Regions from separate parts of the Homo sapiens genome. Here region 2 is linked to region 1. Evidence: chromatin loops called from intact Hi-C (ENCODE). Cell type or tissue: OCI-LY7. All regions are shown on one strand. Each heading gives the region's core, and the rest is flanking DNA. Links, peaks and the distances in the headings are about the cores only.

The links. Hi-C counts contacts between places; a loop is a spot of excess contacts. Peaks named below come from ENCODE experiments on the same cell type or tissue, not always from the same donor. Only the 100,000 strongest peaks of a DNase experiment are listed, where the experiment ranks them.
Region 2: it touches region 1 in a loop (9-fold over the local background); 32 of 110 quality-filtered maps call a loop at or near these places.

The regions. Positions count from the first base shown.
Region 1 is chr17:64,494,277-64,502,906 of GRCh38, forward strand. POLG2 (DNA polymerase gamma 2, accessory subunit) reads right to left here and starts at 2,778. Exons shown (of 8, transcript NM_007215.4): 1 at 2,131-2,778. The coding sequence starts at 2,692. It overlaps DDX5 (DEAD-box helicase 5), which reads right to left. Exons shown (of 13, transcript NM_004396.5): 9 at 8,163-8,273; 10 at 7,886-7,947; 11 at 7,734-7,793; 12 at 6,273-6,497; 13 at 3,978-6,050. The coding sequence ends at 5,647. MIR3064 (microRNA 3064) reads right to left here and starts at 6,563; the gene lies at 6,498-6,563. MIR5047 (microRNA 5047) reads right to left here and starts at 7,037; the gene lies at 6,938-7,037. It also overlaps a transcript of MILR1 not described here. RefSeq lists enhancers at 1,955-2,814, 2,466-2,535, 2,916-3,055. In OCI-LY7, for the core only: CTCF peaks have their summits at 3,192 and 3,397; DNase peaks (open chromatin) are centred at 2,825, 3,215 and 5,765; H3K4me3 peaks cover 4,867 bases; H3K27ac peaks cover 5,844 bases.
Region 2 is chr17:64,297,585-64,314,605 of GRCh38, forward strand. It overlaps the pseudogene RPL31P57. Among named protein-coding and RNA genes, the nearest start is that of TEX2, 43 kb to the left of the region's middle. In OCI-LY7, for the core only: a CTCF peak has its summit at 9,484 (motif pointing right); a DNase peak (open chromatin) is centred at 9,497.

The DNA of each region.
Region 1 (8,630 bases), core at 1-8,000:
ATACTACATAGTAGATGTGTGTATCTTATTGCATCATAACATGAGGAACATGTTATCAAATTATTCCACTACTGAAGACACCAAATTTGATTACTTGGTTAAGGTAGTAAATATCCACTCCCCAATAATATCCTGCTCCCCAACAGTATTTCACCCAGTATTTTAGAATCCATTGATGACTGTTGCTTGAATCAATGATATCGGGGTTTGCAATATCATGAAATGGTGAATTTTCTAATGTATCTTTCCTTCTACATTTATTCCATAGCTTCTGTAAAAACATAAGCTTTCTCTACCTCTTCCCCCCGCCCCCGACCTCTAGGGTCAATTATTTGTTTTTGATTAATACTATTGACTCTTAGATTTTAGTCAATGTGTTATGATCCATTACCATTAATATGTATCTTAATGTTCAATTTGTCCTAGATGTGGCCAGTGACAACCCTCCTCAAGCCAGCATCTGTGACCTTTTTATATGACCCATTAGTCTTCAAGCAATTCTTTGCTTTTTAGCACCATAAAGTGTTTCAAACTCACCTTGTACTTTCCCTAACCCCAGACCCGGAATCAGCCATTTCTCCCAGTACTGGTTCATCTTAGAAACCAAGATCTGGAGGCCGGGCGCAGTGGCTCACGCCTGTAATCCCAGCACTTTGGGAGGCCGAGGCGGGCGGATCACAAGGTCAGGAGATAGAGACCATCCTGGCTAACAAGGTGAAACCCCGTCTCTACTAAAAATACAAAAAATTAGCCAGGCGTGGTGGCAAGTGCCTGTAGTCTAGTCCCAGCTACTCGGGAGGCTGAGGCAGGAGAATGGCGTGAACCTGGGAGATGGAGCTTGCAGTGAGCCGAGATTGTGCCACTGCACTCCAGCCTGGGCGGCAGAGCGAGACTCTGTCTCAAAAAAAAAAAAAAAAGGAACCAGGATCTGGGCACTAGGTGTGCTCATTGCTACTGAGGGTCATTGCTTCTAGGAACTTTAAACGAAGAAAGTTAGGAAATATATTTTTAAAAATCATGAGGCTGGGCACTGTGGCTCACACCTGTAATCCCAGCACTTTGGGGGGCCAAGATGGGCGGATTGCTTAAGCTCAGGAGTTCAAGACCAGCCTGGACAACATGGCAAAACCTCATCTCTACAAAAAACACAAAAATTAGCTGGGTGTGGTGGCATGTGCCTGTAGTCCAGCTACTTGGGAGGCTGAGGTGGGAGGTTCACTTGAGCCCGAGGTCGAGGCTGCAGTGAGCCATGATCACACCACTGCACTCGAGTCTGGGTGACAGAGTGAGACCCATATTCAATTTTAATTTACCAATTCATATTTAATTTACCAATCCATATTTAACATTAGTTTATACGTACCTTCTTTTACATATTATCTCTTCTTTTACAATGAATATCTTGGTTCCTAATAACAACTAACCCAACTATTTGAATTTTTTTTTTTTAAGACGGAGTTTTGCTCTTGTCACCCAAGCTGGAGTGCAGTGGCGTGATCTCGGCTCACTGCAACCTCTGCCTCCTGGGTTCAAGCGATTCTCCTGCCTCAGCCTCCCAAGTAGCTGGGATTACAGGCGCTCGCCGTCACGGCCGGCTAATTTTTGTCTTTTTAGTAGAGACGGGGTTTCACCATGTTGGCCAGGCTAGTCTCGAACTCCTGACCTCAGGTGATCCACCCGCCTCTGCCTTGCAAAATGCTGGGATTACAGGCGTGAGCCACTGCGCCTGGCCTTGATTTATCCTATGATATACATGAAATAGTTTCAGAATTATAATTTCAACATTTTTACTTAGAATAAATCTAAGAAAAGTTCAAAATGTCTGTGTAGTTCCTTATGCACTTAGACTACATTGCACTAAATGACAGCACTGTGTTCAGAAGTTGCCCCGTGAAATTGAGAGCGTTCCCAGGTCCTTCGGACAGATTGTTTAAGGAACAGCAATGATTCCATGGACCAGTTTTCTCCAGGGTAGAGCACTGTTAATATATCCGACTACTTCAAAAAGATGAGAACTAACTAACTTCCTTGCATGGGAATACAGGGCCAGTTGCAATCCCCAAGATCCAGCAAGACTGCCTCGCCTTTCCACCCGACACCTGTTTTGAAGCATGAAATCGTGAAGCATACCGTGAAGAAGGTTCTCCCGTAGTTTCCCAGAAGTTTTTAATACGTTCTCAAGAAATGCTACTAGCTGTTCCTTACTCAGCTCTTTGTCTTGCAAGATTTCGCGTAGAGTTTCTGCAGAAACTAACCTGAAGGCACTGTCCCCGGGTAGCAAAGGGCCTGGTTTGTGGTGGAGGGCGTCCACCGGGAATACCTGCTCCCTGAACACCACCACCGAGGTCCACCATTCTGCGGCCAGGTTCTTCCGCAACTCTACGCCCAAGGGTCCGAAGCCGGGGTGGCACCCACTCAGAAGAGAATCCCGGCTAAGCTGCTGCTTGCTTCCACTTAGGAAATGCCTTCTCTGACAGATCTCTAACAGCGCCTCGCTTCCCTCTCCAGACCCGGGGGCTTCTGGGTGCTCGCCGTTCCCCTCGAGCTCCGCGTGCGACTTCACATGCCCTCCTTTGGGGCTACTCCTTTCCGTCAACAGCTCCGGCTGCCCCGCATCTACTCGACCCCCAAACCCAGACAACAGGCACCTGCAGACCTTATGGCAGGCCCTGACGGCTACACGAGAGCGCATCTCTCTCCGAAGTTAAAGAGCACACTCTCCCATCACTCAACGGATCCCAACAAGCCACCACTACCGTTAACAGAATCCGGAGAGGCCACGGCGCAGGCGCAACGGAGGTGAGCGTGCTTGCGGGCGGCAGGCCCCACCCCGGAAGCGCATGTCTGCGTTCCGGCCGCAGCCGTCCCCCGCCCACCATGGCGGACGCCGGCTCGGATGGTTCTCTGCTAGCTTGCCGTTCGCGTCGCGCCCCTCCCTTCAGATTGACTTTTTTCTTTCCTCGTAAGCACCAGTAAAGGTTATTCCCACCTATTTATAACCGTGGTGTAGCCACTTGAGTCACTTCCTTCTGCCACTGTTTTGCAGTCCAGAAAATTAAAATACTTCAGTATTATCCAAATCACCTTCTATATACACCTCAATCAAGCACTTGGACTAAATTTGGCATTTGGTTTCCCTTTAAACAGTTTTAGTCCTTTACGGTGATTTGTAAGCCCAGGCCTTCTTAACTAGGCAAATGCTGCCGCCAGGTGGCCTAGGCCTAACCCCAGAGCCGTTGTCTTGACGCTTAAGCTTCCGGGGAGGGGGGCGATAGGCTTCGTGACTAGGGTAGTGGTATGGTCACTTTAAATATTGCAGTGGCTTCCAAAGGGCAGTCCCCAGCCAGCAGCATCTGCCTCACCTGGGAATGCACTAGAAATAAACCAAGGGGCCCTGACATGTCTTAAACCCTCCTGGTGTCAGAGAAAACCACGTACGTGCAATTTCTTCCAGGGGCCCCTTCTATGGGTTCATCAAAACAATGAGACTTGTGACTGTTATTATTAAGAGACTCATGATTAAATTGCAGGTTTCTGATTTTGCAGTTTCTATTTAAATAGGTCGAGACCTTAAGACCTACCCAGAAAGTGGAAAAGTGGTATACCCAGACTGAGGAAGTTTGATTCCAAAGTCCATGATTTCTTATACCAGCCTCAGTTACGAAAACCTTTAAAGAGGTTCAGGGAAAAAGGAACAATCTACATTTCACTGTGAGACTACCAAACTACTACCTGATTAAGAGGGGTAACAGCTTAGCAATTGAGTTAATGTAATTCAGGAGTAAAGTTTTATCATTAGTAAAGTGCTGTACCAGGTTCAGGAAATAGTTCTTCTTTACAAGTGTATACAAGGGTTTAAAAAAAGGCCAGCTAGATAGTAATTAACTGCAAAGCTGGGTACTACTGCCAGGTGTTTTCCACATTCAGGAACTCACACCAGGTAAAAGGCCTATACGCAAATAAATAAAAAGAGAGAATGGGGAGAAAAATCACATTTATTAGTTAAGACGACCACAGGCTGGACACAACACACATGCTAAAAAGTGGACTGTCTTTTAAAACTTCCAAGGTAAATAGGTAAATGTTTTCCACAGCCCAACAATCATTTCAGTGTTTACAAATTAAAAGGCCCACGGTTAAGACATTAAACAGTAAAATATGTAATAAATGCTCCAACCTACCCTCTCCCCCGAAAGCTGCTTCTAAGTTTAAAACCATGAATTTGACTAACCATGCCATTGAAAACCATCCAGGTTACTACAGGCTGAATTAGTTTTCAATGTCTAAGTCCTAGAAATATCACTCCCTATCCCAGCCCTAGCAAATTCTAACTTTACATTTGACATAAGGCATTAACATCAATTAAAGCCTCAGTTTAATAATCAGAATTTAAATGAAGTCTCCTGAAGACCTCTCTTCTGGCAAAAAAAAACACGTATCAGACTCTGGGAAAACATTCAGACCCACTTCTAGCTATTACTGAAATAAATGATTAGAAAGTTACGTTGGTGAGCCGAAGTTAAACCTAAAGCTATCCCCTGGATCTTTCTAGCAATAAACCCATGTTGAACCTACCATGAAAACTTTCATTCACTGTGCTTTTGGTTACGTTGCCTCCTGATTAGTCATTAATTTTAATGAGGTTTTTTCCTTGTGTTGAGTATGAATAGACCTTACAGTTTGAGGATCTCTAGAATTCCCTGAATTATTGGAAAGACATTCATGACTCCCAGTGTGACTAGTTAAGAGCCCCAGGGAGCCTGTGAAGACTAGAATCTACAAGTAACCTGCACTAAGAACGAAATTCAGTAAAGGAGACTCAAGCTTAGCTCCTGGCCATCTTAAAGGGCTAATGTATGTCTTTCACAGGTTTGTTCAACATTTCAGTAATTCACAGTATAGCCAAGAGCATGAGTATAAGTCTCTTGAAAAAGCCAGTTATTTGGAGCTTTTTAAATTATAAACTTTGAAAAAGTCACCCACGTTCTCACACTATATAGATGACTTTGTATCTATTTTACTATTTTCTCATTTAACCATACTAGCAAATAAGGAAAAAGGCTATTAAATGACTCCCCTGATGCTGGAAGCTGACAAAGCTTTTATGCAATTTAGCCTGTAACTAAAAATTCACCTGTATCAATTCATTCTGACTCCTGCAATATGAATAGCTCATTATAAAGAAGGGCCTTCTGATTCCCCCTGCCTCCCAAATTAAATAAAAAGGAACAGTCATTTGTTTTCATGGAAAAAAAAAACCAAACAAAAACAAAAAAAAAACCAGACCATCTTAAGCAAAGTTTTACATGACATTATATAAAATAAAGTACAATTTCCACTTAATTCAGTCTTCAAATATTTTTTATTGGAAGGCCATGCATTGCCTTCATTTATTGTATTTCAAATCACTGTACATTTACTTTTGTGAAAACACTGCCTGCATTTTCTAGTACAAAAAAAACCTAAAAATTGTTTCAGGAATGTAGAGAAATATCCAACTTAAATAGCGAAAAAGTGCACCATAATTACTGCTGCACTGCAGTCATTTCTGCAATTCCCATGTTTCTTAAATAACTATCTTGTCAGATAACACACAATATAAAGAGCAATTATGAAAAACAGACATTTACATATACTTCTAAAGTCTTATTGGGAATATCCTGTTGGCATTGGATAACCAATCATAGGTGCAGCTGCAGTAGCAGGATATGCATATGCCTGTTGGTTCATACCATTGTGCATATTTGGAACATTACTTCCGTATTGCTGAGTGCTATCATAACCATTCTGGTAAGTCCCTGTTGGATTACCAGTCCTAAAACTGGTCTGTATACCAGCAGACACAAAATTACTTCCAAAGCTCCCATTGGTGTAATTTGCAGCACTGTAAACACCATTCTGAGTTTTTGCCCCAAAATCTCTTTTAAGCAGGCTAGAGTAACCTCTGTCATAATTTTCCCTGTCTCTAAAGGTATTAAATCCACCCCTTTTGCCCGCAGAGTATCTGTCCCGACGGTCATCCTTCATGCCTCCTCTACCCCTGGAACGACCTGTCAAGAAAACAATTGCAAATTGATCAATTATGTCTATGACACAAATCATTGTGGACAGAAAGAAACAGATCTATTCATGGTAGGCGTGAAATGTTTTTACAATTTTTCAGCTTAAGTTTTCACATTCAAGGTTTTACTCACCCTCCAATACCATTTAAATGGATTTGTAGACAACGATGTGACTCGTAACTACCAACATTTCCTATCAGTCATCCTTACCTGAACCTCTGTCTTCGACCAACTGAAGCAACTTGGGATTAATTGCTTGATTAGCTTCACGAAGCACAGAGATAAGGTCGCTCACTTGCTTTATGTTATTAGGTGTAAAGAAAGTGTATGCTGTGCCTGTTTTGGTACTGCGAGCAGTTCTTCCAATTCGATGAATATAATCCTCTGAGGAGTTAGGGTAGTCATAATTGATGACAAATTTCACATCTTCCACATCTGTAAGGTGTTGCAGTGTGGCAAAATAGCAATGTACGGAGTTTTGCACACCACAACAGCCAGACCAAAAATAAAAAGTTAGACAATTGTATTCCCAAGAAGGTACGGGCTGCAAAAAATACAGTTAAAATGGTTATCCATTTCCTGTAGGAATACCATTGAGGTTGAAAAAAGAAAAAAAAGCACATGTCATCTGTATAATTCATCACCCACCCAGTGACAGACCCTGTCAAAAGGAATGTGTGTTCCCTAAGCACATTCCCAAATCAGCAAGTTCCCTTACAGATCATCAAGTGACATCTGAATGCTTCTGCGCAGTAGGGCCACTTAAAGTTTCACAGCAACCTCTTCATGTGCTCATTTTGAGGACCTTGAAACAAAAAAATGTACAAGGTCCTTTGCATTACACATTCATCAGAAGTTCAAAATTCTGGCCACACTGCTTGTCTTGCCAAGACCTTACAACCGCAGCTGCAAGAAAACATACCTGTCCCCCAAAAGTTGTTTTTATGCACTGTGTCTCGTCTAGGCAAGCGCTTCCAAGAAGCCAGGATTCACTTGAGAATGTGTCTCTCTCTGGCAGGTCTCGACATGACGACTACTGTGTAGGTGAGGGAGGAACTTTCAAAGCACTTTCTTTTCCCACTTACTATGTGTGAGAAGTTGCTCCTGCTCTAGATCTCATGTGCCAGTACTCACCAATTTGTAAAAGGCTTAGTACCTTTTAAAGCTGCTCTCTCCATTTCAAACTTGAACAAAAATTTCATTGAACATTGAAGTTTGGAACTACTTCTTCGACATTTCAGCAAACTCACTGAAACTCAAAGACCCACAGATCACAGTGAACAGTTTGAAACAAGGCTGTACCATGGCAGTCATGCAAAGCATGGGACAGAAGAAATACCACGGCAGTGAACTGTGAGGATAACTTCCATTTTTTCCCTCGGAGAGAACAGTTTACGGGGCAGAGGTGATATGTTCTGCCTTTTGAAGATTACTGGCACACGTTCAGCTTTTTCACCTCTCTAATCGACTGGAAGCAGCCAGCCGATCACTAGTCCTCCATCCCCCTCGAGTCCTCCGATTGTCATGCCTAGGCCTTGCCACAAAGACAGCACCTTTATGTGAAAAAAAACTTAGAAAAAATGCAGGTTAAAGAAAGCAATAAACTTTCTTTAAAAAAGTTAAATGGAGATCTTCTGGGAAACCAAGCCATGAATGCGAGTTTGTACTAACCTAGCCCTCTGGAGGCCACATCTGTAGCAATCAGAATAGGAGCTTTTCCATGTTTGAATTCTACAAAGGAAGGCATATACATGATCAATTATCTGAGCAGAATTCTAGCTAGGTTAAGTAAGGGGGAAAAATACTTCATTTGAAATATTTACCATTTAGAACCCAGTCACGCTCTTGTTGACTCTTGTCACCATGGATACCCATGGCAGGCCACCTAAGTTAAAAGACAAGTTGTGTTATTAAACTCACATTGAAAACCTCAGACTCCAGTGCTTGACCACTTTTGGTCACAGATCTCTTTAATTTCGCCAGAAATGAAAAAGTTAAATTCACTATCAGATATGAAAAAAATCCACTGCTCGTGATCCAAGTTTGCCCTTTCCTAAGCTGTTTTAATCAATCTGCTTCAATGGAGGAGCTCACACATACCCATCTCTCCTCATTTTTCTGGTAAGCTCATCACATCTTCTTTTGGTTTCCACAAAAACAATGGTTTTATTCTCCTTCTCACTCATGATCTCTTCCATTAGACGAATAAGTCTAATAATAGGAGAGAGAAAGGAAAAATCCTGAGTTTTAAAAGACCATTGCTAGGGCCACACATTTATGGTCAGCAAAACATTAAGTTCAATTTACATGGCTGGAAGTCAAAGAGGAAACGCCTGCTAATCCACTTATCGAGCAGTTCGACCCTTGGTCCTTAAGTCAACCAGGGGACACATGAATTCCTTCTATAGGAAAGCTATAAATGGTGACAGCCATTATTTGAAGGATTCAAGAAATTTTCAGGATTAGTAGGCTAACTAAATGAAATCACACCAACTGAAATAACCTAAAACAACTCACCAAACAATGATCCCTCAATTTTACAGCAAAGTTGTTAGGAAGCAAATATAA
Region 2 (17,021 bases), core at 5,125-13,124, 190 kb before region 1:
CAGTCTGAAGGACTGGTGTTCCTCGGCACACAGTCTAGGAACCGCTGGGCTTCTGGCTCAAGTTGCAGGCCCTTGGCCCAGTTGGTTCACAGGCCCCTGTGCAGCTTCTCTGGTTTCACCTCCTCTTGTGCCCTGGGTCAAACTTCTGTTCTGGCCATAGCTCACTGCTCACAATTCCTCCAGCCAGAGAGGGTGTTCATGCCTCCATGAGGGTCTTCCTCTGCCTGGCATTCTGTTTCCGCCCTCCCTCCTCTATGTGCTTTCAGGAATGTACTAGCTGGAATGTCCCCTGCTCAGAAGCATTTTCCCAAGCCTTTTTTTTTGAGATGGAATCTCGCTCTGTCACCCAGGCTTGAGTGCAGTGGCGTAATCTCGGCTTACTGCAACCTCCGCCTCCCAGATTGAAGTGATTCTCATTCTTCAGCCTCCCAAGTAGCTGGGACTACAGGCTCACTCCACCACACCTGGCTAATTTTGTTTTTTTTGTAATTATAGTAGTGATGGGGTTTCACCATGTTGGCCAGGCTGGTCTTGAACTCCTGGCCTCAAGTGATCCTCCTGCCTTGGCCTCCCAAAGTGCTGGTATTACAGATGTGAGCCACCGTGCCCGGCCTGCATTTTCCCAAGCCTTCTAACCAGAGCTAATCACCTACCCCATGATTGCACCATCCATGTACCTAGCACTTACTTTTAGTACAGCTTGTCTCTCTGTGTATATTGAATAATATTTATTTATTTATTTATTTGTTTTTTTTGTTTTTTTTTTTTTGTTTTTGAGATAGAGTCTTGCTCTGTCGCCCAGGCTGGAGTGCAGTGGCACCATCTCGGCTCACTGCAAGCTCCGCCTCCCAGGTTCACGCCATTCTCCTGCCTCAGCCTCCTGAGTAGCTGGGACTACAGGCGCCCGCCACCACGCCCAGCTAATTTTTTCTATTTTTAGTAGAGACAGGGTTTCACCGTGTTAGCTAGGATGGTCTCAATCTCCTGACCTCGTGATCCACCTGCCTTGGCCTCCCAAAGTGTTGGGATTACAGGCGTGAGCCACCGCACCCGGCTTGAATAATATTTATTTTTATGTGGCCGTCTTCTATTGCAGACCACGAACTTCTTTTTTTTTTTTTTTTTTTTTTTTTTTTTTTTGAGACAGAGTCTCTGTTGCCCAGGGTGGAGTGCAATGGCACGATGTCAGCTCTCAGCTCACTGCAACCTCCAACACCGGGGTTCAAGCAATTCTCCCTGCCTCAGCCTCCCAAGTAGCTGGGATTACAGGCGCACGCCACCATGCCCAGCTAATTTCTTGTATTTTTAATAGAGATGGGGTTTCGCCATGTTGGCCAGGCTGGTCTCGAACTCCTCACCTCAGGTGATCTGCCCACCTCGGCCTCCCAAAGTACTGGGATTACAGGCATGAGCCACCACGCCCGGCTGACCGTGAACTTCTTAAAGGGTAGACTGTCTTCTTTATTTCAGAATCTTCAACACCAAGCACAGGGGCCTGATATGCAACAGATATTTGCCAGCTCAACTTCCTATTGTATTTTAGAGTATTTTCTTAATATATATATGTATATATTTGTCTATAATTCATGACAGGTGCATTGGCTTGTGCCTATAATCCCAGCACTTCGGGAGTCTGAGGCCAGACCATCGCTTGAGGCCAGGAATTTGAGATTAGCCTGGGTAACATAGTGAGACCTCGTCTCTACATTAAAAAAAAATTAAATTAGCCAGGTGTGGTGGTGCATGTCTATAGTCCCAGCTACTCAGGAGGCTGAGACAGGAGGATCACTTGAGCCCAAGAGTTTGAGGCTGCAGTGAGCTATGAGCTCCCAGGCTGGAGTGCTATGCCATTGCACTCCAGCCTGGGTGACAGAGGGAGACCCTGTCTCTAAAAAAGAAAAAATAGAAGTAATTCATGCCCATTGTGGGATGTTAAAAAAATAAGAAGAAAAATCCATAATTCTGGAGGGATCAGGCAAATGATTTTCCACCTGGTGTTAACATAAGAACTGGCCAGGCGCCATGTTACATGCCTGTAATCACAGCACTTTGGGAGGCCGAGCCAGGAGGATCACTTGAAGCCAGGAGTTCAAGACCAGCCTGGGCAACATGGCAAAACCCAGTCTGTACTAAAAAATACAAAAAGTAGCTGGGTGTGGTGGTGCATGCCTGTAATCCCAGCTACTCAGGAGGCTGAGGCATGAGAATCGCTTGAACCCAGGAGGCAGAGGTTGCAGTCAGCTAAGATCATGCCCCTGCACTCCAGCCTGGGTGACAGAATGAGACCTTGTCTCAAAAAAAAAAAAAAAAAGAAAAAGAAAAAAAGAATTACCTGGGTGAGCTTGTTAAAAATAGAAATGCTCACACTGTGCCTGGGCCACCCAGCTGCTGTCTCAGTGTGTGTGTGTGTGTGTGTGTGTGTGTGTGTGTGTGTGTGTGTGTATACATGTGTGCATACGTGTGTCTAATGAAATTCCAGCTGATTCTAAAACTCATCCATCCCTGTACCTAGCACTTACTTTTAGTACAACATCATCCATCATTAAGCGTCTGGTGATTCAAATATTTTTGTACTACAAACAAAGTTGTGATAAATATCTTTGTACGTAACTGTTTGTCTCTGGGTCTATTTATTGCCTTAGAATAGATTCCTAGAAGTGGAGTTACTGAGCCAAAGGGCAGGCAGGTTTTCAAGGCTCCCGGGACAAATCATCAATTACTCTGCAGAAAGACTGCGCCACTTCCCTCTCCCACCGGAGCCTCCGAGGGTGCTTGTCTCATCAAACCCCCACAATTATGGCCACTTTTGACAAGAAAGAATACGGGAATAGTTGCTATTAAATGTGAAAGAAAAATTGCCTAGCTGGGTGGTTTTTAAAGAGAGGCATTTAGCAAGCTTTTGAAGACTAATTACTGTTTAATCATCCTAGGAACACACAGGCTCATTATTTTCTTTTTGCAGAGACTGAGAATTGCAATGCATGGTTGGTAATTTTGCCAATGCTGTAAACACCCATCACTTCATTTTCCTAGAAAAGCTTTGCTCTCTCTATGTGTGAAGGATGAAGCCTGTGTGTTTCGTTCTCCCCAGACACTCAGCTAACGGGCAGGTCCTCTCAGCTGACAGCATCTCACCCGAGATACTAACACCTACAGTGTGGGCAGGGGACTGGCCGCCCACCGCACAGAATGTTGCCCGAAGCTCAATGTTCTTAGCTGTCATATTTCATGTTTTCACCCTTTCCTCCTCCATCCATCTCTGGCAAGCAAGGGCACCCTGGCAGAGTTTCTTGAAGTTTGCCTGGACAGTTCATTCCTGCCTTAGAATGGAAAAGGCCGCCGGGCGCAGTGGCTCACGCCTGTAATCCCAGCACTTTGGGAGGCTGAAGCGGGCGGATCACGAGGTCAGGAGATCGAGACCATCCTGGCTAACATGGTGAAATCCCGTCTCGACTAAAAATACAAAAAATTAGCCGGGCGTGGTGGCGGGCGCCTGTAGTCCCAGCTACTCGGGAGGCTGAGGCAGGAGAATGGCGTGAACCCGGGAGGCAGAGCTTGCAGTGAGCTGAGATCGTGCCACTGCGCTCCAGCCTGGGTGACAGAGCAAGACTCCGTCTAAAAAAAAAAAAAAAAAAAAGGAATGGAAAAGGCCATTATTACCTCCCCTGTGCTCCAGGATCTACAGTGTAGCTGGGAAAGAGAAGTTTCCAGGAGGGAAGACTGCCATGACCAAGTCCAAAGGAGGACAATGTTCATTCAAATGTTCAATATGCTCATCTTCTGACCCACAGCTACCGTTCTGGAAATCGATCCTAGAGAATACTTAGACATGTGCATAATGCTATTTGCAAGGACTTTCCCTACTGTTAGAAAACAAACAAACAAACAAAAACCTATTAACAGGCAACTGGTTAAATAAATGAGGGTCCTTCCATACTGTGGGATACCAGGCAGTTAAAAATAATGAGGCGAAACACCCAAAACGATAAGACAGACCTGTATAGACAATAAATAAATATCTGCTGTTAAATGAGAATAGCAGGCAGAGGAAAAATATCCCTGTACAAAACAATCCTGTTTATGTAAAAGGAAATAATTTATTCAATCAATATTCACTGAGGACCTACCACATGCCAGATACTGTGGATAAAAAGGCATGCCACACAGAGCCCCTGTCCTCATGTAACACACATAGCCAGGGTGGATAAATAAATAGAAAAAAGACTGAGGCTGGGCACAGAGGCTCATGCCTGTAATCCCACGACTTTGGGAGGCCGAGGCGGGTGGATCACCTGAGGTCAAGAGTTCGAGACCAGCCTGGCCAACATGGCGAAACCCCCGTCACTACTAAAAATACAAAAAATTAGCCGGGCGTAGTGGCGGGCGCCTGTAGTCCCAGCTACTTGGGAGGCTGAGGCAGGAGAATGGCGTGAACCCGGGAGGCGGAGCTTGCAGTGAGCCGAGATCCCGCCACTGCACTCCAGCCTGGGCAACAGAGCGAGACTCCGTCTCAAAAAAAAAAAAAAAAAAAAAAAAAAAAATTAGCCGGGCGTGGTGGTGGGCGCCTGTAAATCCAGCTACTCAGGAGGCTGAGGCAGGAGAACAGCTTGAACCCGAGAGGTGGAGACTGCAGTGAGCTGAGACCATGCCGTTGCACTCCAGCCTGGGCAACAATAGTGAAACTCCATCTAAAAAAAAAAAAAGAAAGGAAACACACACACACACCACACACCACACACACACACACACACACACACACACACACACACGGAAACTCACCATTCAACATTCCTTTGATTCCTGAAGAGCTTTGGTATTAAAGAGTTTCCCATGAAAGGTCTGGACAGTCTTAGAGAGGCCATGCTTAGTAGTGATTCTTGGCCCTGGCTAAACATTAGAATCACCTGGGCAGCTTTAAAAACCTCCCAGTGTCCAAATTCACCCCAGACCAATTAAATGAGAATGTTTGAGGATGGGACCCAGGCATCAGCTTTTTAAAGATCTCCAGGTGATTCTAATATGCAGCTAACATTTGTAAACCTCTGCTCTAAGTTGTTGGATAGCAGGGGAAGTGGGCTAGTTGTAAAACCTCTGTCAACCAGCTGTGTGATCATGGGCAAGTTGCTTGACCTCTCTGAACTTTATTTTCCCTGCTCTAAAATGGGATCATACCTTCTTCACATGATAGAATGAGGCTTATTGAGAACATTATCAGAAAGAGCTCAGTCAATTGTAAAGCATGATATAAATATAAGATAATATTTTATTCTCTGACTTGGTTATCAGCTCAGAAGTAATAGGTGGAGCTGGGGGTCAGGCAGAGCAATGTTGAGTTAATGGTTAACAGAGAGAAAATAAAAGAAGCTGATTGGCTGGAATAGGAATGGCAGAGAGAAGATCAAAGGGCCCCCTAAACCATTTGCACTAAGGCAGGATCTACCCCTGTAGGATTCCAGGGTGATGCTAATGCCTGAGATTACATCTTCATCTTATTCCTAAAGCTCTGTTATTTTCTGTCTTTTTTTTTTGAGACAGAGTCTTGCTCTGTCACCCAGGCTGGAGTGCAGTGGTGCAATCTTAGCTTGTTGCAATCTCCACCTCCTGGGTTCAAGCTATTCTTGTGCCTCAGCCTTCTGAGTTGCTGGAATTACAGGCGTGCACCACCATACTCAACTAATTTTTGTAATTTTAGTAGAGACAGGGTTTCACCATGTTGGCCAGGCTGGTCTTGAACTCCTGGCCTCAAGCGATCCACCTGCCTCGGCCTCCCAAAGTGCTGAGCCACTAAGCCGGGCCAAGCTCTGTTATTTTCTCACTGGGTACTGCCAGTTATGAAGAGCCAGAGATGGCAACTGTCTGGGTGAGAGGTCTGACCAGATGGGAAGGAGCTGAAGAGATTCTTCAGGCTCTGCTGGGAAGCTTTCAGCCAGACAGGGTCCCTTCCCTGGAGTCACCCTCACCAGCAACTTAAAGAATGGGAAATTCTCCTGGGCTTGAACACATGGGCCCGTCAGGCCAGGCTGCTGGCCCTGGAGACTTTGTGAGGGGCTAAGCCTGCCCTGGTGAGGAGGCCAAGGGGGCTGTGAGCCTGGGCTTTCCCTGCCCTTCCTTAACAAAGACCATCGCCCTCCCACCCTCTGAGTAAGGAGGTCAACACACAATTGTGCAGCAGCAAGCAGAGTGGAAATGCTTCTGTGGGACTCAGTCTACCTCCAGCTGAGTGCCCTCAACTCTTCTACTCAGACTTTCCCTTTCAACCCACCAACCCTTCATCCTTCCATAGTGTGCTCAGTAATGGATGTTGAGTGGCTGAGAAAGTCCTAACTTGCAATGAGCTCCATTCACTGATAGATCTTGACATTTCATGATGACAGTTTTTTTTTTTTTTGAGACAGGGTCTCACTCTGTTACCCAGGTTGGAGTGCAGTGACACGATCTTGGCTCACTGCAAACTCCATCTCCCAGGCTCAAGTGATCCTCCCATCTCAGCCTCCCAAGTAGCTGGGACCACAGGCACCTACCACCATGCCCAGCTAATTTTTGTATTTTTCGTAGAGACAAAATTTTGCCATGTTGCCCAGGCTGGTCTCAAACTCCTGAGCTCAAGCAATCCACCCACCTCGGCCTCCCAAAGTGCTGGGATTACAGGTGTAAGCCACCTTTTTTTTTTTTTTCTTAAAAAAAAAATCTTTTGCTGGGCACGGTGGCTCACGCCTGTAATCCCAGCACTTTGGGAGGCTGAGGCGGGTGAATCACCTGAAGTCGGGAGTTCGAGACCAGCCTGGTCAACATGGTGAAACCTCGTCTCTACTAAAAATACAAAAATTAGCCAGGCTTGGTGGCTCAAGCCTGTAATCCTAGCTACTCGGGAGGCTGAGGCAGGGGAACCATTTGAACCCAGGAGGCGGAGGTTGCAGTGAGCCGAAATCGTGCCACTGCACTCCAGCCTGTGTGACAGTGCGAGACTCCTTCTCAAAAAAAAAAAAAAAGAAAAAAAATTACCTTTTATTTGAGACAGGGTCTTGAACTCCTGGGCTCAGTGATTGTCCTGCCTCAGCCTCCCAAGCATCTGGGATTATAGGCAAATGCCAGCACACCCGGCCCTTTCTGTTTTTAAACAGGTGTCTGATTTCCCACCTCCATTCCTTCCACAGCCCAGAGAGGTAGGACATCAACTCTTCAGTTTTCTATCTACTCACAGGTTTGATCTTTAACCTCTCAAGAACAATAAGCCAGAGAAACAGAGATAAGCGTTGAGTTGGGATTCAAGTTTACTTCAGCTGTTTCTGCCTGATCCACACATCCTAGGGCTCCTTCTTAAGTAGTTCCTTGCAACTTAAAGTGTATCCAAAAGTGATACTCCCTTCTTTTTTTTTGAGACTGAGTCTTGCTCTGTCGCCCAGGCTGGAGTGCAGTGGTGTGATCTCGGCTCACTGCAACCTCCGCCTCCTGGGTTCAAGCGATTCTCATGCCTCAGCCTCTTGAGTAGCTGGGATTACAGGTGCCCACCACCATACTCTGCTAATTTTTGTATTTTTAGTAGAGATGGGGTTTCACCATGTTGGCCAGGCTGGTCTCCAACTCCTGACCTTAGGTAATCCGCCTGCCTCAGCCTCCCAAAGTGTTGGGATCACAGGTGTGAGCCACTGTGCCCGCCTCCTTTTTTTAATTTTGAAAATTTCAAGCTTTCAGAAAAGTTACAAGAAATAGTACAATGAACACTTGTATATCCTTCACCTAGATTCATTTGTTGCTAGCATTTTGCCCATTTGCTTTATCTCTCCTCCTCTGTGTTTGTACACACACACATACACACACACACGCAAACATTTTTTAAAAATTATTTTAATTTTTGGCTGGGTGTGGTGGCTCATGGCTATAATTCCAACACTTTGGGAGCCCAAGGTAGGCAGATCACTTGAGGCCAGGAGTTCGAGACCAGCCTGGGCAGCCTGGGCGAAACCCTGTCTCTATAAAAAATACAAAAAGTAGCCAGGCATGGTGGTATGTGCCTGTGGACCCGCTACTCAGGAGGCTGAGGTGGGAGTATCACTTGAGCCAGGGAGGTTGAAATTGCAGTGAGCCAAGATCTCACCACTGTGCTCCAGCCTGGGCAACAGAGTGAGATCCTGTCTCAAAAAAATTATTCTGGCCAGCCACGATGGCTCACGCCTATAATCCCAGCACTTTGGGAGGCCGAGGCAGGTGGATCACTTGAGGTCAGGAGTTCAAGACCAGCCTGACCAACACGGTGAAACCCCGTCTCTACTAAAAATACAAATTTAGCCAGGCATGGTGGTGCGCGCCTGTAATCCCAGCTACTCGGGAGGCTGAGGCAGGAGAATTGCTTGAACCCAGGAGGCGGACGTTGCAGTGAGCCGAGAACACACCACTGCACTCCAGCCTGGGCAACAGAGTGAGACTTCCTCTCAAAAAAAAAAATTATTTCAATGTTTGCTAAATATTTTGAAAGTTAGTTGCAGGCATCATATTTCTAATATTACTTCACCATGTATCCCCTAAGAATGAGGACATTCTATATAATTACAGTATATTACCATGCTTGAGAAATTTAACATTAGGCTAAGCACAGTGGCTCATGCCTGTAATCCCAGCACTATGGGAGGCTGAGGCAGGTGGATCACTTGAACCCAGGAGTTTGAGACCAGCCTGGGCAATATGGCGAAATTTTGTCTGTACAAAACTTACAAAAAATTAGCCAGACATGGTGACGCACACCTGTGGTCCCAGCTACTCGGAGGCTGAGGTGGAAAGATTGCTTGAGCCCAGGAGGTTGAGGCTGCGGTGAGCCACCATCATGCCACTGCACTCCAGCCTGGATGACAGAGCAAGACACTGTTTCAAAAAAAAAGAAAGAAAGAAATTTAACATTAATACTATATTGTGATATATATTCCATATTCAATTTTCCCAATTGGCCCAATTATGTACTTGACTAGCTTTTTTTTTTTTTTTTTTTTTGAGATGGAGTCTCGCTCTGTTGCCCAGGCTAGAGTGCAGTGGCACGATCTTGGCTCACTGCAATCTCTGCCTCCTGGGTTCAAGCAATTCTCCTGCCTTAGTCTCCCGAGTAGCTGGGATTACAGGCGCCTGTCACCATGCCTGGCTAATTTTTGTATTTTTAATAGAGACAGGGTTTCACCATGTTGGTCAGACTGGTCTCAAACTCCTGACCTCAGGTGATCCACCCACCTTGGCCTCCCAAAGTGCTGGGATTACAGACATGAGCCACCGTGCCTGCCCTTGAATAGCTTTTTGAACAGATTGCATTTAGCGGTTCAGACCCTTTGGTCTCTTTTAATCTAGAGCAGTTTTTCAGACCATTTTGATCTTTTCTGACATGGATATTTTTGAAAAGTCCAAGCCAATTGTGTTAAAACTATAATTACTTTATGCTATTTGAATTCTACACGTGATCTTGGTCCTAGAGTGTAAATTTTATCTGTGCTGCCACCAGGTGGCGCACTTGGTAGGTCCTGGTCCTCAAAAACCCTTGTGAAAGGGCAACTTAAGGCAAGAAAACTCGTTTTGTCTCAATCAACTAAGGCTGTTATTTGGTAAAGCATATGATGTTGGCAGTGCCCATATATTTATAAAGGCACGTGGTGTCTTTTCCATAATCTGGGGATCTTGCTAATTAGGATTATAGTTTCGTAGACCTGTAATGGGTCCCAAGATTCTTTCTTTTTTTTTTTTTTTGAGACAGGGTCTCACTCTGCCAGCCAGGCTGGAGTGCTGTGGCGTGATCACGGCTGACTGCAGCCTCAAACTCCTGCGCTCAAGCGATCCTCCCACCTCAGCCTCCCAAAGTGCTGGTATTACAGGCATGAGCCGTTGTCCTGGCCAAGGTTCTGCATTTCTAACAATGGCCAAGTGATTGTGATGCTGCTGATTTGAAGAGCACGCTTTGAGTAGCAGGGGTTTAGAACAAGCCTATGAAGAACTATAATCTATTTACAATTAGTGGCTTCTGTTCTTGAGACAAAATCTCACTCTGTTGCCCAGGCTGGAGTGCAGTGGAGCCATCACGGCTCACTGCAGCCTTGACCCCTGAGGCTCAGGTGATCCCCCTGCTTCAGCCTCCTGAGTAGCTGGGATCACAAGCATGCACCACTCCACCTGGCTAATTTAAAACATTTTTTTGGAGACAGGATCTCTGTATGTTCCCCAGGCTGGTCTCGAACTCCTGGGCTCAAGGGATCCTCCCATCTTGCCCTCCCAAAGCGCCTTGACCTCCCAAAGTGCTGGGATTACAGGCATGAGCCATCATGCCTGGCCACTATTATATATATATATATATATATATATATATATATATATATATATATATATATATATATTTAAACAATTTTGGCCCCCACAGTGGCTCATGCCTCTAATCCCAGCGCTTTAGGAGGTCAAGGCGGACAGATCACTTGAGGTCAGGAGTTTGAGGCCAGCCTGGCCAACGTGCTGAAACCCCATCTGTACTAAAGATACCAAAATTAGCTGGGCATGGTGGTGCATGCCTGCAGTCCCAGCTACAAGGGAGGCTGAGGTAGGAGAATTGCTTGAACCCGGGAGGTGGGGGTTGCAGTGAGCCAAAATCACGCCACTGTGGTCCAGCCTGGGTGACAGAGCAAGATTCTATCCCACCCCCCCAAAAAACAAACAAACAAACAAACAAAAAACAATTTTATAACTTTATTTGGTATATTTGATGATTAGCAGTTAGTTCACATTCACACCGACTGTAGATTTTTTTAAAGTGGTAACAGGTACGTAGGCAACCGAAGTATAGAGCTTGTTTGGTAAATCTTTATCTTCATTACATTTTCTGGACAACCGAACATGGATACAGTATGAGACGTTGCTTATTCCTTTGGCCCAGACAGCTTTGTTGAGCCTGGTATCAAAGTGTGCATCTGGAGTTCCCATCTCCTTCAGGGCAAGTTTCCGGAGCTCTTTGAGTGCCTGAGGGGAACGCTTCTTGAAGCCCACTCCATGAATGCACTTATGAATGTTGATGGGGTATTCTCGGGTCACCATCTCGTTGATGGCGGAATGACCCTTCTTCTTCTCATCACCCTTCTTTGCAGGAGCCATTCTGCCGGGCCCAAGTTGGAAAGGAAATTGGCCACTATTCTTACATCATAATCAGTAGTAAAGCTAGTCTCATCTTCCACTACTTCCCCTCTTCCTCCCTCTACTCCAGCCCCTTGGCCTTGCTTCTTTCCCAGAGGGCCTCGACCCTAGCTTTCCCTTCTGCCTCGCATGCCATTCCCCCAGATATCCTTCTGCTTGACTAATTTCCTTGTCTCCTGCAAGTTCTTAGCTCAAACCTTTCTTTTTTGTTTGTGTTTTGTTTTTGAAACAGGGTCTTGCTCTGTCACCCAGGCTGGCATACAATGGCGTGATCATGGCTCACTATAGCCTCAACCTCCTGGGCTCAATTGATCCTCCCAAGTCTCCATAGTAGCTGGGACTACAGGCATGCATCACCATGCCCAGCTAATTTTTGTATTTTTTGTGGAGACGGGGTTTTGCCATGTTGCCCAGGCTGGTTTCAAACTCCTGAGCTGAAGTGATCCACCCACCTTGGCCTGTCAAAGTGAAAATTCACTTTCTTGATGAGGCTCACCCAGACATCCTTATTAAACACTGCTGCCTCCCCCACCCCCTCACACCCTCCCTTAACTTGCTTGATTCTTTGTTTCCTCCAGCCTTCTCCACCTTCTCACATATCATATAATCTACCTCCTGCGTTTATTGTTCATTTCTGTCTCCCCCTGCTAGAATCTAACTTCCATGAGGGAAGGGATCTTTGTCTGTCTATTGTCTTCACTGATATTTTCTGAGCACTTAGAACAGTGTCTGCACATAGTAGGTGCATATGAAATATTTGCTGAATGAATGAAGCTTAAAAGGACCTTCAAGATAACAGAGTCCAATCCCCTCATTTCATTGATGAAGAAAGGAGCCCTAGGTCTCTGGGCAAGACGAAGATTTGCCCAGGGTCACATAGACTGTGGGAATATTCTTCTTATTCTTCTAAATGAATACAATCTAAAAGCCGGACTGGTTTCTATCAGTTAATTTTCTAAGCTCTAATTTTATTTTATTTTTTAATTTGTGTTAGGTATTTTCCCCAAAGGATCTGAAGCAGTGGACAAGATGAGAGGTAATATAGAATGGAACAGTTAGGAGTCCAAATGGAAGAGATATCATCTAAAGGAAGAGGGAGTCAGCCTAACAGGCACTAGATCATAGTTAATTACTCTAATGGGGGCAGAATTTGGCTCTGAGTCCTCTGGCAGCTGAGGTTAAACGGGAAGCACGTGGGACTCCATAACGTTCCTTGTCTGAGCTAAGGAAGACTGAGTGCTCCGCAGGGACTCACATCCAGGAGGAACCTGGTCCTGGAGAACCCTGTGTAATATCCCTTTGGCCTCACATTGGACAATGTTTACCAAAAAAACCCAAAGTCATGGTTGAAGAACATTGTTGTTTTATCTGCAAAGACTAAGGGTATAATATTAAATCACATTATAGGCTGGGCATGGTGGCTCATGCCTGTAATCTCAGCACTTTGGGAGGCCAAGGCAGGTGGATCACTTGAGGCCAGGAATTCGAGACCAGCCTGGCCAACATGGTGAAACCCTGTCTCTGCTAAAATTACAAAAATTAGCCAGGCCTGGTGGCATGAGTCTGTGATCCCAGCTACCTGGGAGGCTGAGGCATGAGAATCGCTTGAACCCAGGAGGTGGACGTTGCAATGAGCCAAGATCACACCACTGAACTCTAGCCTGGGTGACAGAACGAGACCCTGTCTCAAAACAAACAAACAAACAAACAGAAAAACACATTATAGTTCTTATGGTTCAGGTGAATTATATTGTGATGATCCAACTGAAAATGAAGATGAAAACTAAAGAATCTAGAATAAACATGTCTAGGAATATCTTCTGTAATTATCCACCAACGTCTCAAATCTTTGACAAACATTAAACCACAGGCAACTCATGGTTTGGATTTGTTGAATACATCAACAAATGTTTATTGAGTTTCTACTATAAACCTTCTCCTCTTTCCTTTGCTGACTCTCTGCCTGGAACTCCCCAGGCCCAGCTATCTCTAAGGCAGAGGGGAAGAGCACAGAGACCAGAGGGGAAGCCAGCTCTGTTTCTTCAAGTTACATAAAGTCTTTTTTGTGTTTCTGAGATAGAGTCTCGCTCTGTCACCCAGGCTGGAGTGCAGTGGCGTCTCTCGGCTCACTGCAACCTCCGCCTCCCGGGTTCAAGCGATTCTCCCCCCTCAGCCTCCTGAGTAGCTGGGATTTCAGGCATGCACCACCACGCCCGGCTAATTTTTGTATTTTTAGTAGAGATGGGGTTTTGCCATGTTGGCCAAGCTGGTCTCAAACTCCTGACCTCAAGTGATCTGCCCGCCTCAGCCTCCCAAAGTGCTGGGATTACAGGCGTGAGCCACCGTGCCCGGCCAAGTTGCATAAAGTCTTTGCCAGAGTTTATCATTAAACTCTGACTGCACATCCAGCAAATTCACCTTTTCTGGCCACTAGGAAGTTGTCCTCCACTGCAGAGCAGGGACAATTACTGACTTCTGCTGAAGCCTTTTCAAAAACCTAGTTCTTTTACAGAGCCTCAGAACATCCTATGAATATTAACTAATATATTTTAATAAATGTCAATACAATTTTTCTTTTAGACCCCTTGTCTTTTATTATTATTATTATTTCAATTTAAAGATTTTCTAGGGCATGTTTTTCTGTCTGGTACACTTGTTACAAGTAGAGGTCACCGTGGTCATCTTCAACTGTCACTCCCCACCAACCCCTCCACCCCACCTCACCTTGCCAAGTTCTGCCTCTGTCTGTCACATATGTGGCACACACATGAAATATTTTTCTCCACCTGGCATTGGTTCTGCCACTTTGACAACCCTTGGCTGTGAGAGGGCCCAGGGGCTTGACTCTGCAACATATCAAGTGGCCTCAGCTACCAACTGAGAAACTTCCCCCTTGACAGGCATGACTAGAAAACCTGATTTCTCTGGGCAAAGCCTCGCACGCCCCAGGGACCATGTCTGTCTGGTTCTGTGATGTATCCCCTGTATTTAGCCTAGGATCTAGACCCTTCATAGGCACTTAAGAATTTCTTGCAAACAGGCCAGGTGCAGTGGCTCATGTCTGTGATCTCAGCACTTTGGGAGGCTGAAGCAGGCGGATCACTTGAGGTCAGGAGTTCGAGACCAGCCTGGCCAACATGGTGAAATCCTGTCTCTACTAAAAATACAAAAATTAGCTGGGCATGGTGGTGCATACCTGTAATCCCAGGCTGGGTTCTGCCCCAGTCAAATCCCAGGCTTTTGCCTGAATGGCCTGGATTAGTCTGTTTCAACCACATGGATCAGTTGGTTCCATCTTGAAAAAAGAGACTGGACTGGGGCTGCCATGATCCTGCTGTGTGCAAAGCACTGTGGGAAGGGCTGCCATCTTTGAGGCCTGGGTAGGCTTATGGTAGGCTTTGCAGAAGAACTTTTAGTCTGTATCAGTTCTTTGGGGTATCTGCTTGCCTGGCATCTTCCACACAGCCATGGAATTGCAGAGCTTAGCATAAACCAGACGCTTGCTGTTTGTTGAATAAACTCTGATAAGCAAAGGCGGCGTGTTCAACTATGTGGAGTCATGCTGTCTTAATTTTCACTTTTTGATTCAGCTATCACAGCCCATATGCCAACATCTCCACAAAACAGAGAGAAGCACCTGTGTTAGTCTTGGCACAAGATCGCTGTGAGGGCAGGATGGGGGCATCCTTGTTCTCCAGTGCACTGTGCACATGCGTGTGTGCATGTGTCTGACTGCATGGACATGTGTGTTTATGCACATGTCTACCTGTGTATACTCGGGGACTAAGGTCCTCACAGTCACATAACCTTAAGATGGTGATGTGAGGCCAGGTGCGGTGGTTCACGCCTATAATCCCAGCACTTTGGGAGGCCGAGGCGGGTGGATCACGAGGTCAGGAGTTCAAGACCAGCCTGGCTAACATGGTAAAACCCCATCTCTACTAAAAATACAAAAATTAGCTGGGTGTGGTGGTGGGCGCCTATAATCCCAGCTACTCAGGAGGCTGAGGCAGGAGAATCACTTGAACCCGGGGGGTGGAGGTTGCAGTGAGCCAAGATTGTGCCACTGCACTCCAGCCTGGGTGACAGAGTGAGACTCCATCTTAAAAAACAAACAAACAAACAAACAAAAACTATTGCAAAGACCCTCGCAAAAGGACAAAAGTGTCCTTTTAGCACTGTAAATTGGTAAAGAATACGCCCTCATGCCCTTGAGGATCTTTTGCAATGACTACAGGGTCTTCTAGATGTTGGATCCGCTTCCTGAGTAGACCTGTAACACTAGAAAGGGAAGCCTCCTACAAACATCTCACAATCTAGCAACTTTCCCCTTGACAGGCATGACCGGAAAACCTGACTTCTCTGAGCAAAGCCTTGCAAGCTCCAGGGACCATGTCTGTCTGGTTCTCTGATGTATCCCCTGTACATAGCACAGGATCTAGACCCTTAATAGGCACTTAAGAATTTCTTGCAAACAGGCCGGGCGTGGTGGCTCATGTCCGTAATCCCAGCACTCTGAGAGGCCGAAGCAGGCGGATCACAAGGTCAGGAGTTTGAGACCAGCCTGGCCAACATGGTGAAACCCTGTCTCTACTAAAAATACAAAAATTAGCTGGGTATGGTGGTGCATGCCTGTAATCCCAGCTATTCGGGAGCCTGAGGCAGGAGAATCGCTTGAACCTGAGAGGCAGAGGTTGCAGTGAGCTGAGATTGCACTGCTGCACTCCAGCCTGGGCGACAGAGCGAGACTCTGTCAAAAAAAAAAAAAAAATTCTTGCAAATATACTCAATAAGATGAGGCTACTGAGTGGCTGGTTAGGCTCACTCACCAGCTATGCTATCCATTCCTGCTTGCCAGCCTCAAAGAATATGATTAAAAGTTTTATATAGAGGGCATGACTTATCAACTCCAAACTTGGTTTTGCGACAAACATCACATTATGTCACTGTCATTAAATGAAAGAGAATCTGCCTCTGAGCTCCCATTCTGCCAGACTATTGGGAAAGTTAATGTTTGCCTCAATTGGAAAATCCCTCCTTCCCTCTAGGGTGGCACAAGAATCTGGAAGGCTCCTGTGGTTCCTAGAAAACAGAGGAAGGGGAAGGGACTCTGGTTATGGTCACTGTTCAAGCTCCTTGAAGTCCAGGCTTCCAAGGTCCACAGAAGGCAGGTGGTCCACTGGCTCCCGGCCACATGAGGTGCATGGGATCTCTGCCAAGGCTGTAAGACCCAGGGCCTGGGGTCCAGCCTATCTGGGTACCCAGGGCCTGTAGTCTAGCCTTCCTGGGTGCCCCAGGCATCAGCCATTTCCCTGACAGACTCTCCATCACCTGGAGGCAGAGAGTGGATCCCTGCAGCTTTCTCTTTCTAGTTTTGGGGACACTTTATTATCTGCTGCTCCACCTCTGCCCATTCCTGCTCTACAACCTCTCCTGGGGTGAGAAGCACACACAAACTGGGATTTCTAGAGGTCTGTGTGGCAGCAGGGACAGGAAGGATCCCAGGGAGATTAACAGCAAATTAATTCTGCAAATGGCCCTGCCACAGGGGCCCAATGGAAGGACAGCCTGCCTCAAATCTAAATCATTGTGGTCATTCTCTAAATAATCAAAACCTCAAGTGTTTAATCTGCAAATGCCAAGGGTCTATTGAAATGACTGTAGTCAAGAGCTTCCTGATGAAAAGAACTTTTTATTTTTTTATTTTTATTTTTATTTTTTATTTTTTTGAGACGGAGTCTCGCTCTGTTGCCCAGGCTGGAGTGCAGTGGTGCGATCTGGGCTCACTGCAACCTCTTCCTCCTGGGTTGAAGCAATTCTCCTGCCTCAGCCTCCAGAGTAGCTGGGATTACAGGTGCACACCACCATGCCTGGCT